Linked DNA regions of Homo sapiens: regions 1, 3, 4 and 5 are each linked to region 2. A link is a contact called in ENCODE Hi-C or POLR2A ChIA-PET data. All regions are on one chromosome and are shown on one strand. Each heading gives the region's core, a stretch centred on a gene start or an enhancer-like site at or near the end of the contact. The rest is flanking DNA. Distances are from core to core; before and after follow the strand shown.

Region 1 (2,700 bases), core at 179-2,678, 1.6 Mb before region 2:
AAATCCAAGGATGAGATCCAGGACTCCACACGCTAGATGATGCTGAACGAGTGAGCTTAGGACCACACTTGGAGAATCACTGGATGTGTTCTGGAAGTCAAACAGATCTCTGTTCAGATCCCAGCTATACTGCTCAGCAGTCATATGGCAATGGTTTTGTAAAACTTCACTGTACTCAGCATCAATTTCTGACCTGTAAAATGGGGTAACATTACCTAACTTGCTGGTTTGTAAGGCTAACACAACTACCTACCACAGTGCCTGGCACATAGCATTTACTCAATAAACGACAGCTATTAGTCTCTGTCCCTTGCTATATCCTGCCTTGAGATTCCTGATTTTAAAGGGTCCATTCCTTTCCCACAGCTTTGGCCCTCCATTTCTTATTGATTCAATTTTCAAAAACAAAAAGTTCTGCTTAATCTAGTATTGCATATCACATTAGTTGTAGATTTCACATAAAGAACTGTTGGGGACAAGGAGAAAAGACAGGTTAACTAGAATGGGCGCCGGAAGGCAATTTAAGTTCTGAATGTTTCTAACTCACTGTGATCCCCAATCTGTGCAAGGAAGGAGCCCAGGCTGATAGTCTATGAGTTTGGAGAGCTGGGTACAAGTCCTAGCTCTGCAAAAGACTTGCTGTGTATTTTTAGGCAAGGCTCTGGGCCCTCTCTGTCTTCTCAGTGTTTCCATCCATCCAGTGAAATAATACCAACTTAGTGTGTGAGTCCGAAAGAACAGGTCCTGATTTTGTACTTAATCGGGTGTGTGATTTTTAATAACCAAGATAACCAAGCCGTCTCGCCTGTGCCGGCCTCAGTTTCCCCATCTGTCCGAGGTGGTGGTGGCTCCTATCTCCTCGATCCCTATTCCAGATATCTAGGTTCGAGACGGATCAACGAGGACTGGAAAAGCAGCGGAGTGCGTGGCACCCGGCGAGATACGGCGAGATACGCGGGATGGAGGGCGGGTGGGCAGCCGCCAGCCAGACGGGCAGGCCCGGATCACCAGGGTGCAGTGCCACTCGCCCGGCCCCGGACCACCCGGGAAATAACCTGACGCACGCCCCGCTCCACGGCGGCGACCCCTGATCTGGGATTCTACCGCGCGGGGACCCAGGCAGAATGACTCTGGGAGGGGCCCGCTGACCGCTTGGCGGCCAGCACCGCTCCCTCCCTCTTCCCTGGTCCGCTTCCCTCTTCTCACCTCTCGGGTCCGGGCCGCTGCAGGCAACCAGGCGCCGCGGCACGCGTCTTCCACCGTGGCCTGACTGAGGTGGACACCGCGGCGCCGACAGAGCTATACCTGCCTGTCCCTTTCCCCGCCCATCGCTCGGACTCCGAAGGAGGCGGGGCCCGGCTGCCGGGACCTACGGGCGCGGCGAGGACGCACCGGCGAAGAGATGCCGGAGGCAGAGCCAGTGTAAACGCCCGCGGCCGAGGCCGTCACGTGGTACTGCCGGGCGAGCGACGCTACCACCAGCCAATAACTCGGCCCAGACCGGGGAGGGTGCCGCCCTCTGACTACTCTCCTCCTCGCGATTGGCTGCCCTGGACAGAAGAGCACAAGCTGGAAGGATTCTTAGAGAGGTTCCGCCGCTGCTTCCGTGGCGTTGACTCCTCCGCGGAGAGAGCGGATGACCGGCCTCGGCGGCTAGCCTGTGGCCAGGGTGAAATAGCAGGAGAGGCGCGGAAGCGCTCTGCCCAGAGTTTTGAAGTGCTCAGCGTTTGCGATCGGCCACCTCTTTATCCAGTACTACTTGGGACCCCGTTCCCTCCCACCCGCCTTTGTAGAACGGGAAATTGAGGCCCCGAACGGGAAAAGAGCTCCTAGAATGTTAGAGGCTCTTGCCTCACTATAACTCATTCCCCATCAAAGATTCCAGTAACCGGAAGGCTAAAATGTAAATTAAAAGGCCGGGCGCAGCGGCTCACGCTTGTAATCCCAGCACTTTGGGGGACCGAGTAGGGAGGATCGCTTGAACCCAGGGGTTCGAGATCAACCTGGGCAGTATAGCCGAACCTTGTCTCTATAAAACATAAAATGTAAATTAAAATGTAATTGTAGTTTTTGTTAAAATCCTTAGTGGGTTTAATGGCATTTGTAGGTAAAATCAAACCCTCCCTATGCCAAGGTACTGTGTGCTTCGGGCACTCATCTCTGCCCCCCTCCCTCGCTGATCTCCACCCATACTGGCCCCCTTTGCTCGCCACGCTTGTTCTCTTTAGGGACCTAAACATTGGTTCTGGCCATCAGATTTCTTCTGGTCTCTCAGGTCTCAGCCAAAACACCAGCCCTCTCCATGGCGAGGCCGTCCCTGACCACCCTGTGTAAACTAGCCACAGCCAGTCACATCCTTTCAGGTCATCTTGATTTAATTATCTGCCTCGAACTGGCCACTATTGAGTATGTATTAATTTGTTCATTCCTCACCTTGTTTGTAGCTTGCATGTGCCCACTAGATGGGGGTGAAGGAGGGCCTGTGAAGGAAGCATGATTAACTTCCTTTCCTTCCCTTTCCGGTGAACGTCTTCACAGTCATTCAAGGAACTCCCTTTCTTATCTAGAGATGATCCCCAAGTTTCTGTCACCCATCAGATTCAGAGTTTCCAAAACGTCATAAGCTGTCTTGGGAATCAGAACACAAACACTTGGGTTCTACTCCTGATGCTGCCCCTTGTGGCTGAAGACAAATCATTT
Region 2 (2,700 bases), core at 86-2,585:
TCTAAAATGTTAATTCTCAAAATGAAAGTTAAAAATTACAAGCGGATTTTTTTCAGTCTATGCCTATGTAATACATACCCTCCAGACTGGACCTCCTCCTTCCCTGGGAAAATCATGGCTTTATAGAACTATTATTTTATCCTTCACTTGTGCTGGGGGAATGGGAAAGGGGATTAAAAACCAGTGACCTAATCCAACGTCTTCCTTTAGCAGATAAAAAAATCTCAAGTTCAGAGAGAGGAAGGGATTTGGCCAAAGTAAACCATCAAGTTAATAGCAACTTTGGAACAAAAATCAAGGTCTCCTGTTTTTCACTTTGTAGTGATTTACACTGCTGGTTTAGGTGTATAAAACAAAGTTTTCTGGACAGAGCTTCTCATTGCACAGGAACCTTCCTAAGTGACCAGTTGCCCTTGGCCAGCTTGGTGTCTGCAAAGAAACACGGTAGACATCTCTTAGTCAAATTCTGGGTGTGCAGAGTGCAGGGAGAATATGCTTTTCAGGTCTGTAAAGACTCCATGAAAAGGGAGTTAAGAATCTGATTTCCACAGCTAGGGCACGGACATCAAAGGCATCCAACACAGATAAGCAAACTGCAGCACAGAAAAGCTAATGGACCTAGACAAGGTCACACGGTGTGTAGGTGGAAGGGGTGAAACTAGAATTCAGGGCTCCTGATACTCAGGCGTGGCAGCCAAAGATGTGTTCACTGCTTCCTGCTCAGGGACATCTCCTCACTACGCTGAACACAGACCTCCTTCACTTTACTGGCCGAAACACCGACTTAACATTAAAATCATGAAATTCGTGACGCCCGGGGTGGGAGACAGTCACAGAAGCTGTCCAGTCCAACACCCTCACCCATTTCATTGAGGAAACTGGGGCCCAGAGAGAGTTCTTTATGCTGGATTTTGGGGCCAGGTTCAGACAAGCAGGCAACCCCCGCAAGCACGGCCTAGAAGGCCAGGAACTACAAATTCAACCCCTGATCTCTCAAGGAGCTCTAGGCCCCAAGGGGGCCAGAGGCCGAGCTTAAGCGGTCGGAAGTTCCAGAATCCCCACCCAGCTACCTCAGCCCTGCCGCACGCACTCCGGGCTTTGCCACCCCGCTCCCGGTCCCCAGGCCCACTCAGCCGCCGCCTCACCTACGCCGACCCTCCGCCTGTTATTGTGGTTGAGAGGGAGGGACGCTACAGACACTTCCCCGGCCCCTACCGCTGAGGCACTTCCGCTTCCGCCGCCGCTCGCATATTTCCGGAGTGTTGTCATCCGGGGCTGGAGCCTCAAACCCGTGTCCATATTGTGTGTGTGAAGAAGCATCGAAGCGCGGCAGCCATGTTCAGCGTGGCATTTCGGAAGGCTTGTCAGGGGTGGAGAAGCGGGGCGGGTTGCTGTTCTTTCACCTGACACTAAAGCGCCATGCCGGAAGCACTGAGTCTGATACGTCGGAACCAGTCTCCACCGTGTGGTTTGGTCTTGATTTCCACTGGTACTCTGGGGTCTTGGATAAGTCTCTGGACCTCGCCTTTGTCATTTGCGAAGTCGATAGGTTCCAATAGAGATTTTCCCAGAATCATTCAACTAAAAATAGAGAACTTTTTTTTTTTGAGAGGAAGGACGGGGGCGCAGTTAAAGATGTTAATGTTAAGTCATCCCTTCTGTGATTTCGGGACATTATCTTTGCACGTAAGTAATAGTATTTTACAGTCCAAAGGAATTTCACATGAGTGTCATTAAAAACTCTACACGACTCTGACATGTAGGCAAGGATCAACTTAATCACCTTTTCTGTTGTTTAATGGATAAGGAATTGTCTTCAGAGAGTGTAATTGATTTTCACAATGTCTCGCAGATGGACTGAAATTCAGATTTTTACCTTTTACATCCTGTGTTCTTGCCCTAATATACATGTAATTAATATGGGCTAAAATCCCTAGATTTAAATAGATACAAATACTTCTTAGGAAAGTTAGTGTGCATTAAAGCCATGTGAGACACAATTTGACAAGACGTAGCATTGACTAGGCTATTCTGCTGGAGAAGAAAAAGCTGAAGAAGGCTTGGGAATCCCATTTCTTCTTATTCTTTTCTTGATTGATAGCAGACCTACTGGTTTTTCCCCTCTTTCCCCAATATGGTTCGGCACCTTAGGTTTCAGCTTGTCTTAGGCAGTCACAGTTTTAGCTATCCCATTCCGTATGTCAAACCATATATCTGTGTTTTTATTTGGAGCTCTGGTAGGACAAACAAAACAAAACCTCATCATATTCATGTACTATTCATTGTAATCTCAGCTTTCATGTTACATTCTTCCTGTAATTGAAGACAAAAATGAATTTTTATGCTATTTGCTTCTGTCGGTTTCTTCATATTCAAACTTTAATAAAGGAAACAGACTTTAGCTTTTTCTGTTTCCCAGGTTATTCTGAAGAATAAATAGGAATTACGAAAGTTTCTAGTGCAGGGCATGGCATATTTAGAAGGCATTCAGTAAGATTTATTTCAGCACAATTGGCCTGAATTTTTAATTCAATGGAATATGATTTTCATTTTATTAGCATTCCTCCTTTTGTAAAAAGCACTGTAGTGGGACCTGAAATGAATACTCATGAGTAAGAAAGGTTTCCTACCTCAAGTTTAGAAAATTTCCTACCACAAATCATTGTAATAAATGTTAAAGATATTTTCTCACTGCTATGA
Region 3 (2,700 bases), core at 171-2,670, 1.6 Mb before region 2:
AAACAAAAACCTACATTCTAACTGCCATAGTGCAACCCAGGAAGAGAACACAGTCTACAACTTGGCTGGGTAAGCAATAGGCCAGTAAAGGATAAGGGAAGCAGTAGTTCAAATCAAGGCTACGTGGGGACTGCGCTTTTTTGCCCTGAATTGACTTCTGGGCGGCTGAAAGCCTTGTGGAGAAGGGCAGTAACTGCAGGAGAGCATCTGTAATGAATGGCATATAGGGTACTAAGCACCCTGCGCAAAACGGGTTAGGAAACACTCATTACAGCCACCTTGGGCTGAGGGCAGGAAGACAACACCCTACGGTTTTGTTTGTTTTATTACCCTGTTCTAAGCCTGAGTACAAGTTTGTTATCAGACTCGAGGCAGCAGTATAGCAATGCAAAAAAAGGCAGGACAATTTAAGGTTAAAAACGAAGGGCTCTAGAGGACAGAAAATCCGGGTTCTAGTACAGACTACACCAGTCGCACCAGCACGGGGACCTCTGACCTTAAGCAATCTACTTACCCTAAGTCTCCGTTATTTCATCTGTAAAACAGAGTTAAGGTCAATACCTGAAATATGCGAGACACTTTCTCTGTCCCATCAGATCCTCCTTGGAATCTCACGAGATTGCCTTTGAGGGCTCAGCCATGGGCCACAGTTTGACTCTGGGCTAGCTCCTTTCCCTCATTCTGGGTCATGAATGAAGCAAGAGCCAAACCAGACAAAGTCTTGGTCAAGCTAAGACGTCTGGGACATCCGAATGTCCCATACGGATTGCGGAAGGAGGACACTAAGGCTCAGTGGCCCTACTTTGTGGAAGACTCAGTAGAGGCTCAGAGAGCCGCAGCATCCAACTCGAGGTCGCCCAGCGGCTCGGCGCGGCCCTCGAAGGCGGGACTTACCCGGAGGAGCGTGCAAGCTGCGCCGCTCACATTCCCGGAGGCGCTTGGCCCGGCGGCTGGACGAGGGGGATGGCTGGCGCACTCGCGCTCCCCGCTGTCGGCGAGAGGCGGCTCCAGTCGTGACAGCAGCAACAAGGAAGTGGAGGCGAGGGCTCGCGCGCGCATCCCGGGGGCTGAAGGAGCCCCGGCCCCGCGGCCCCGCCCGGCGACACACGGCGCGGAGTCGCGACAGCCCCTCTCGCTTCCCCTCCTCGGAGTCGCGATATGGGGTCCTGAAGGGCAAGAATAGGAGCACAGGTTCGCTCCGCAGGCTCCTCACCGATGCCTGCCGAGGGCCCCGGGGGTCAAGCCCCGGGGAGCTCGAGGAAGACGGCAGGGACACGGTCGTCACCGAGGCACCGGTTTGGCGGCTGCACCGGCAGTAGCGGCACACCACGGATCGCCAGGGAGACCCGTCCCGGCGGCCCTCGCGGCGCACCGGAAGCGGTCGGCAGCGCGTGACTGCATGCGACCCCTGGCGCAAGCGCAACAGCCCAGCCCTAGCTTGGGAGCGGACCCACACGAACTGCTCAAAGGCTTGGAGCGGGTCTAGTAAGGCGAACGGACTGCTTCCGGCCAGAGGTCCCGGGCGGAGGAGGAAGCTGTGGCTGCCGGCGGTGGGACGCCCCGGCCGCTCAGCCCCCGGGCACTGCTGTGGGGCGTTCAGGTAACAGGGGCGGGGCTGTGCTGAGCGTGAGGGATCTAGGCCCCGCCTCACCTTTCAGAGCCACGTCGGGCGCTGGGAAGCCTACAATACCACCCTCTCCTCAGCACGACGTTCAAGGCCTGACCTCAGCCTGTCTCAGTCTTTCCCTCTCATTCAGGATCGGGTTCATACGTAGTGCCGCATCAAGTAGCGCCTTCATCACTCCAGTGATCTGCCCTCAATCCGTCTCTCCCACTGGCCCACGAATAGTGATGGTAGTGAGTTCCTGGAGTGACTCAAGCTGAGCTGAATGACCGTATGGAGAGCTTCCGTAAATCAAATAGGGATTGGATTGGATTGTCCTTTCTCTCCAGTGTCACAAGTTGTCCACATTTGTACAAGTTCCCGCACAACCCTCACTGTATTCCAGTCTGCCTACTTCTCTGCATCTACCGCCATCACCAACCTTCTAGCCACCATCATCTCCTGCCTGGACTGATGTAGTTCTCCCCACATCCCCTCTACAATCCATTCTCCACGAAGCAGTCAGATTGATCATTTTGCACTGTAAGTCTGATCAAGTCACTCCCTGCTTAAAACCCTCCAGTGTCTCATTCACTTAAAATAAAATTCAGACGTCTTAGCTTGACCAAGACTTGTCTGATTTGGCTCTTGCTTCATTCTCTTTCTATGTCTCCTCTCAATATTAGTAGTTCCCAGAACCAGCTATATAGCACTCTGTAGTGTTTGGAGTGCTAGCTTTGTTGTGAGCCTCCTGGGTTTGAATCCCAGCCCTGCCACAAGTAAGCAATATTAAGCAAGTAAAGTGCTTAACAAATGAGGTTTACGCAGTAGATCCTCCCACCTCAGTAAATGGCACCATCATCTGCTGGATTCCTCAGTGCTCAAACCAGAAACCTGGGCGTTATCCTTGACTCCTCCTTCACCTCACATCCGGTCCAGCACAGGGCTTGCAAAAACATAGCCCCAGACTGACTACTACTCACCATCTCTCTATTACTACTCTAATCCAAGCCACCATTATCTCATGTGGACTCCTGCTTTTTTCTCTGATACCCTTCCATTCTTTACACAGCAGTCATCTCTCCTTCCTTAAAATC
Region 4 (2,700 bases), core at 165-2,664, 1.3 Mb before region 2:
CTCCCCGCCCACCCGGTCCCATGACAGCTGCTGCCGCCCAAAGACAGGCAGATTATAACAAGAAGCAAAGTTTCCCTCTCTCTCCTCCCACCTCCCTCCCCCAATCTCCGCCTTCCCCCTCCCTTCCACTGTTATGCAAAACGGGCCGGCACCGGCGCTCCCACTCCAGGTACCAAACCAGCCCCCGCGAGCCGCGCCCGGTTCCGCCCGGCCGCCCCTCTCCGTGCCCAGGCGTGTGCCAGCACCCGGGGCTCCTCCGAGGTTCCGCCGCATCCTCAGCTTCCCAATGACCCGCAGCCGGGCGCCCAGAGAAAAAGCCCTAACTCTGGAGCCAAACTTTATGCTTGCAACAGGCATTGGGTGGGGAAAATGGGGGAAGGGGTGGGGGCCGCGCACGCCTCGTGCTGACATTTTTGGTGGCTGCTTGTCCCAGCAGCACCCCTCTCCCAGTCTCCAAGCCACCAGCTTCCTCGCTCCCCCGCGCCCCGGCACACCAGAGCACCCTCTCCTGTCACGCGCGTGTCGCCAGTGGGGCTCCCGGGCTCAGCCAGTGCCTGGGACTCCGCCTCGCCTTCCCTTCCCCCTGCATCGTGGAGCGCGCACCGGGGCCGCGCACCGCAGGGGGACCCAGGCGCCCCCAGACAGTCCTTCCGCCCCCATCCAGCCTGGCTTTTCCCCCCAGGGGGCTCCGCCCGATAGCGAAACCAGGAAGACGCTGTCTCCGCCCGCATGTCCACGTGCCCCGCAGACCCTTATGCCTTTAGCCGGCAACTGGCAGGAAACTCCGCGCTGCGGGCGCGGGTAGAAAGCCGCGGGGGGCCAGCAACAGCACTCTGGGGACTACAGCCTGGAGGACTAGGGGACTCCGGAGACCCGGGCATGCACCCGTGCCGGGGCCACAAGTCCACGTGAAAGTACGGCAGCAAGTGCCGGGCGCTGACGGCGCGCCTCCAGCACCCAGCGCCAGCCTGAGGGTACCCCACACCGTGGCGCGCCTCCACCTCCCAAAGGAAGCGCGGTACCCCCCAGTTTTGCCCGCGGGGTGGCAGACTCCAAGCGGCCAAGGCTAGACCCTCCCCAGCGGCCGTAGCGCCCCCAGCGCTCCGGCACGCGCCGGGAGACCTCCGGCTCCCTGCCCCGGTAACGGAGCGCATCGCAGGGCGCCTGGAAGGGGGGCTCTGCAGCCTGGAACCCCCAGTTACCCCAGGGCTCCCACCGCTGCCTCCCGGCCTCCGCGGCTGCAGCTGCGGCCCCCGCAGCTCAGCACCCCTGGCCCCGGGCCCGCAGCCCCAGCCGGCCGTACCTGCGTGTCAGCGAGATAGTTGAGGAAGAAGGAGGAGAGCTCTTCGTCCAGCAGCGCGCCGCAGTCGTTCCCCGCCATCTTCCAGCCGCGGCTGCAGCGTGCGGCGGAGTCAACGCCGAGCCGGCCCGGGGGGAGGGAGCCAGCGAGCGAGCAAGGGAGGAGGGAGGAGGGAGTGAGGCCGGCGGGAGGCGGAGGGCGGAGCTCGAGCCCCCGGCTGCCGCAGGGCCGCTAGCTGCGGGGGCGGGGCCGCGCGGCGCCCGCGGGAGCCGGGGGTCGCTCACCCACTTTCCTGCGCCGTGTCTGGCGCCGCGACCAGCTCACGCAGCCCTCAGCAAGGGGTAAAGCGCAGGCAGCCAGGTGGCGGTGCCCCAGCCAGCAGCCCGATGCCTGCGCAGCAATGCGGGCAGCCCCCGGCTCCTGCCAGAGCGAATCACGTTGCGTTAGCGCTGGGCGGGTCCTGCGAGACAACCTGCTTCTTCTGCACAGCTGGGGAAACTGAGGCTCGAGAAGGAATAGGACCTCGTTCGAAGGCCGGGCGCAGTGGCTCACGCCTGTAATCCCAGCACTTTGGGAGGCCGAGGCGGGTGGATCACCTGAGGTCAGGAGTTTGAGACCAGCCTGGCCAACATGGTGAAACCCCGTCTCTACTGAAAATACAAAAAAAATTAGCCAGGCATGGTGGCGGGCGCCTGTAAGTCACTCTTCATATCCCTCCTGAAAAAAAAAAAAAAAAAAAAATATATATATATATATATATATATGTATGTATGTGTATATATATGTATGTATGTATGTATGTGTATATATGTATGTATGTATGTGTATATATATGTATGTATATATATGTATGTGTATATATATGTATGTATATATATATGTATGTATGTATGTATGTATGTATGTATGTATGTATATACCTAGGACCTCGTTCAAAGCTACAGCGCACATCAGTTGCAGGAAGGGAAAGCTTAGGTCTTACTCCCCTGGAGGACTGTTTCTCTACCCAGGCTACAAGGCCAGAGAAGGAGGGAGAAATACCATAGATCAAAAGCAAAGAAATCAAGGAAGTCTCCTTGGAGGAGGAGGCATTTTTATCTTTTACTTGAAGGGTGCGTTTGCCTATATTCTGTGCTAAACCTGATCATATATCTCTCTCTGCCATCGTCCCCAGCACCCTTCCCCCAAAAAACTCCAATGAGTTCTCTTACCAATGCCCACAATGCATGAAGGGGCTGGGCTCCTGCCAGCCTCCGCAGGCCCGCTCACAACGGGCTTGCCACTCACCTAGTAATCTCTTCGGGGCATCTTTCCCTATTACCCCTTGGACTGTCAAGCCATTTCCTCTCCTTCCACCTCCACCATCATGGGCTCCCTTAGCTCCACCAGCAGGCCTTTTT
Region 5 (2,700 bases), core at 5-2,504, 2.0 Mb before region 2:
GAGAGTGGACTTTCTCCAGGCCAGTGTGTACACAAGTTCCCTCCCACCACAAGGCATTTACACCTCAGCTATTCCTGACCAGGGCAATCTGCCATCCATCTCTCTTTTTTTTTTGAGGCAGAGTCTCGCTTTATCGCCCAGGCTGGAGTGCAGTGGCACGATCTTGACTCATTGCAACCTCTGCCTCCCGGGTTCAAGCAATTCTTGTGCCTCAGCCACATGAGTAGCCAGGATTACAGGCGTGCGCCAACATGCCCAGCTAATTTTTGTATTTTTAGTAGAAACGGTGTTTCACCATGTTGGCCAGGCTGGTCTCGAACTTCTGACCTCAGGTGATCCGCTAGTCTCGGCCTCCCTAAGTGCTGGGATTACAGGCGTGAGCTACCGTGCCCGGCCCATCCCTCTCATTCTTAACACTTATTGCGGTGCTAAGCATATAGTCACTTTTGTGATTCTTTGATTTGTCTACCTTACTAGAGTGTAAGCTCCAGGAGGGCTGAGAGATGGTGCTCACCATTCGAACACCAGGAAGCACCCTGAGTACCGGATTAACAGTTGAATTAATCAAGTAAGAAATGACTGTACCACGAGTTCGAGTACCAAAGCTGACCGTCTCAGTACAGACAATCGCTAAAGGCCTGAGTTCCAGCTCAACTAAGAGGCTGTAGGGTCCCTTTTCCAGGCGCTCCCCCGAGGGGCTGGTCGCAATCCACCCCCGAGACTCGCAGCAACCTCCTTGCCCCAGGGGGGGCCGCGCAGAGCCTAGCCACGTGGCGGGAGACTTAGGAAACTTAAAATACCCGCTACCAGGAAGGGCGTGGAGGTAAGGGAAGCGGGAATTACAAAGTTCGGCCCCTGCGAGCACACTTTCTGGCCCAACCCACTGCCCGGATGAGGAAAGTGAGGCCCAGGGGAACTGAAGTCGCAGTGGGAAGGCAGAGATTGCGGCTCCTCCGGTACCCCTGGCCGCGCCGTCGAGCACTGCGGGACCCGGCTCCGGGCGCCTGCCGGGTCGCCTGGGGACGGGGCGCGGGCCGCGGGCCGCTGATCTCCACATCTTGCACGCGGCCCTCGCACACGGCCCACGAACGCTTACCTGGCCGCTCTGCTCCTTCACTTCCCGCGCCGCACGCACATAGCCAGCCCGCAGCAGATGGTGGTAGATCAGGGGAAGTAGCTCCCGCCGCTTCCTGGCCTCGGCCATACCCGCGACCCCCGGCCGGCCGGCTACCTGCACGCCCCGCCTTAGTCCCCGCCCGCCACTTCCCTCGCGCCCTTAGACCTCGCGCGCCACACTTCCGGCTCCTCTTTCGCTCCGGCCGCGCGGCGCGCCGGGAAACGTAGTCCCCTCTCCGGGAGTGGCCGGCCCCGCCCCTCAAGGCGAAGGGGGCGGAGACTCGTGATCAACAATACCGCCCATTGGCGCGGAGCATGCGGGGCTAGACAGGGACCCGCCCCCGGGGCCGGCCGGGACTTGGACGACTCTCTTTTAATCCTTCCGGCTGGCTTCTTGAAGAGATTTATCTTCCTTGTTAATTCTCTGATGGCTGGGTCTGCGTTTTACTCATCTCTGAACTCCCTAATCTGGATCTTTCTCTAGATCCGAACTTTGTACTGCCATTACCTGCTCATTTATCCATTTCGCACGGTTTTTGGTGCCCATGAACCAGACACGAATTGCCAGTTTATTCATTGATTCATTCGCTAACTGAACAAATCTGTAATAAGCACCTAACTTGGGCTAGCACCCGGCTAGGCTAGGGGGATTCAAAAGATGCATAATACATGGCAGTTGCCCTCAAAGCTCACAGAGACGACTGTCCGTAACCAAGCAACTATAGTTCAATATCTTGTGTGCCTTGTCAGGGACAGATGCAGCCTATGGGCGCCCCAAGGAGGAGCACCGAACCCCAGAGAGATATCTAAGCTGAGGCATAAAGACACCCGAAATTGCTGGGTGCAAAGGAGAGGACTGGCAGAGGGCACTGCATGAGTCTAGGCATGAGAAAACACCCTGCTATTGCCTGGGAACCCTAAACCCAGAACCCCTAGTCTGCGCTGCTGGGCTGTCCAGGTGGGGTGGGGTGAGGTGGGGAAGAGGGAACAAATGAGGGCACATGAGGATGAAGAAGTAGACAAGGCCTACAACTCCCCCACCCCCAACAGAGTTTGGACTTTGCTCTGAGGGCATTAGATAGTCTCTGACTGGCTTTTCCGAGGAGGTTGACCCTGTTTTGTGTTTTTAAAAGATTGCTAAAACCAAAGCACATACCATTAATACTAAATGTGAGGCTGTTGTAGTTGTTGAGGGAAGGATGGCAGGGAAAAGGTGAGGTAGGCTGGAGAATGTTAGAGTGAGCTGTTCTTAACTTCACCGACCCATTGAGAATCTGAGGGCAGCATGTTTCTTACGGGCGCAGGAGTCCCTAACCCTAGGAGGTCCAGGTATGTGGTTATCTTTGTCTTGAACTTGAATGGAAAATGTTATGTGTCTGTACACATTCAACATTTCCCATTTTCTTGAGCAAATATTTATTGAGTACCTACCATTGGGGATGGAATAGTCTCTACTCCTATAGAGCTTACAGTCTAGTGATGGAATTGTCTCTACTCCAATAGAGCTTACAGTCTAACGGAGGAGACACATACTAAACTAATAGTCATACAATACAGTGTTACAAACAGCGGGTAAGTGCAGGA

Evidence for each region. A loop is a pair of places that touch in the nucleus more often than their neighbours do. ChIA-PET counts read pairs that join two places held with the same protein, here RNA polymerase II (POLR2A). Pooled maps may share reads with other maps.
Region 1: a loop to region 2 is called in a map of CD8-positive, alpha-beta T cell, with 9 times the contacts of the local background. The contact joins the promoter of SLC26A2 here to the promoter of FBXO38-DT in region 2. A Hi-C loop is called at or near these places in 3 of 168 maps with a recorded cell type or tissue (CD8-positive, alpha-beta T cell and naive thymus-derived CD4-positive, alpha-beta T cell) and 11 of 50 pooled maps.
Region 3: a map of CD8-positive, alpha-beta T cell shows a loop between it and region 2 (15-fold over the local background). The contact joins the promoter of TIGD6 here to the promoter of FBXO38-DT in region 2. A Hi-C loop is called at or near these places in 3 of 168 maps with a recorded cell type or tissue (CD4-positive, alpha-beta T cell, CD8-positive, alpha-beta T cell and naive thymus-derived CD4-positive, alpha-beta T cell), 1 of 37 single-sample maps with no recorded cell type and 11 of 50 pooled maps. POLR2A ChIA-PET finds 5 or more read pairs at or near these places in 1 of 52 experiments (GM10248).
Region 4: a map of CD8-positive, alpha-beta T cell shows a loop between it and region 2 (16-fold over the local background). The contact joins the promoter of PPARGC1B here to the promoter of FBXO38-DT in region 2. A Hi-C loop is called at or near these places in 3 of 168 maps with a recorded cell type or tissue (CD8-positive, alpha-beta T cell and naive thymus-derived CD4-positive, alpha-beta T cell), 1 of 37 single-sample maps with no recorded cell type and 9 of 50 pooled maps.
Region 5: a map of CD8-positive, alpha-beta T cell shows a loop between it and region 2 (20-fold over the local background). The contact joins the promoter of TCOF1 here to the promoter of FBXO38-DT in region 2. A Hi-C loop is called at or near these places in 4 of 168 maps with a recorded cell type or tissue (CD8-positive, alpha-beta T cell and naive thymus-derived CD4-positive, alpha-beta T cell) and 10 of 50 pooled maps.

Annotation. Positions count from the first base shown.
Region 1 is chr5:149,959,486-149,962,185 of GRCh38, reverse strand. It overlaps SLC26A2 (solute carrier family 26 member 2), which reads right to left and starts at 1,428. Exons shown (of 3, transcript NM_000112.4): 1 at 1,207-1,428. RefSeq lists a silencer at 1,373-1,492 and enhancers at 2,533-2,612, 2,409-2,700.
Region 2 is chr5:148,382,485-148,385,184 of GRCh38, reverse strand. FBXO38-DT (FBXO38 divergent transcript) reads left to right here and starts at 1,335. Exons shown (of 5, transcript NR_105057.1): 1 at 1,335-1,686. It overlaps FBXO38 (F-box protein 38), which reads right to left and starts at 1,227. Exons shown (of 22, transcript NM_205836.3): 1 at 1,146-1,227. RefSeq lists an enhancer at 1,251-1,450.
Region 3 is chr5:149,999,374-150,002,073 of GRCh38, reverse strand. TIGD6 (tigger transposable element derived 6) reads left to right here and starts at 1,420. Exons shown (of 2, transcript NM_030953.4): 1 at 1,420-1,600. It overlaps HMGXB3 (HMG-box containing 3), which reads right to left and starts at 1,335. Exons shown (of 20, transcript NM_014983.3): 1 at 895-1,335. RefSeq lists enhancers at 441-520, 1,408-2,196 and a silencer at 1,601-1,680.
Region 4 is chr5:149,729,024-149,731,723 of GRCh38, reverse strand. PPARGC1B (PPARG coactivator 1 beta) reads right to left here and starts at 1,414. Exons shown (of 12, transcript NM_133263.4): 1 at 1,304-1,414. The coding sequence starts at 1,381. RefSeq lists silencers at 7-96, 117-166, 177-276, 1,077-1,756 and enhancers at 747-796, 807-926, 1,165-1,815.
Region 5 is chr5:150,356,251-150,358,950 of GRCh38, reverse strand. It overlaps TCOF1 (treacle ribosome biogenesis factor 1), which reads right to left and starts at 1,254. Exons shown (of 27, transcript NM_001371623.1): 1 at 1,097-1,254. The coding sequence starts at 1,204. It overlaps LOC105378226 (a long non-coding RNA gene), which reads left to right and starts at 1,531. Exons shown (of 4, transcript XR_944407.3): 1 at 1,531-2,445. RefSeq lists silencers at 827-1,046, 1,127-1,466 and an enhancer at 2,067-2,236.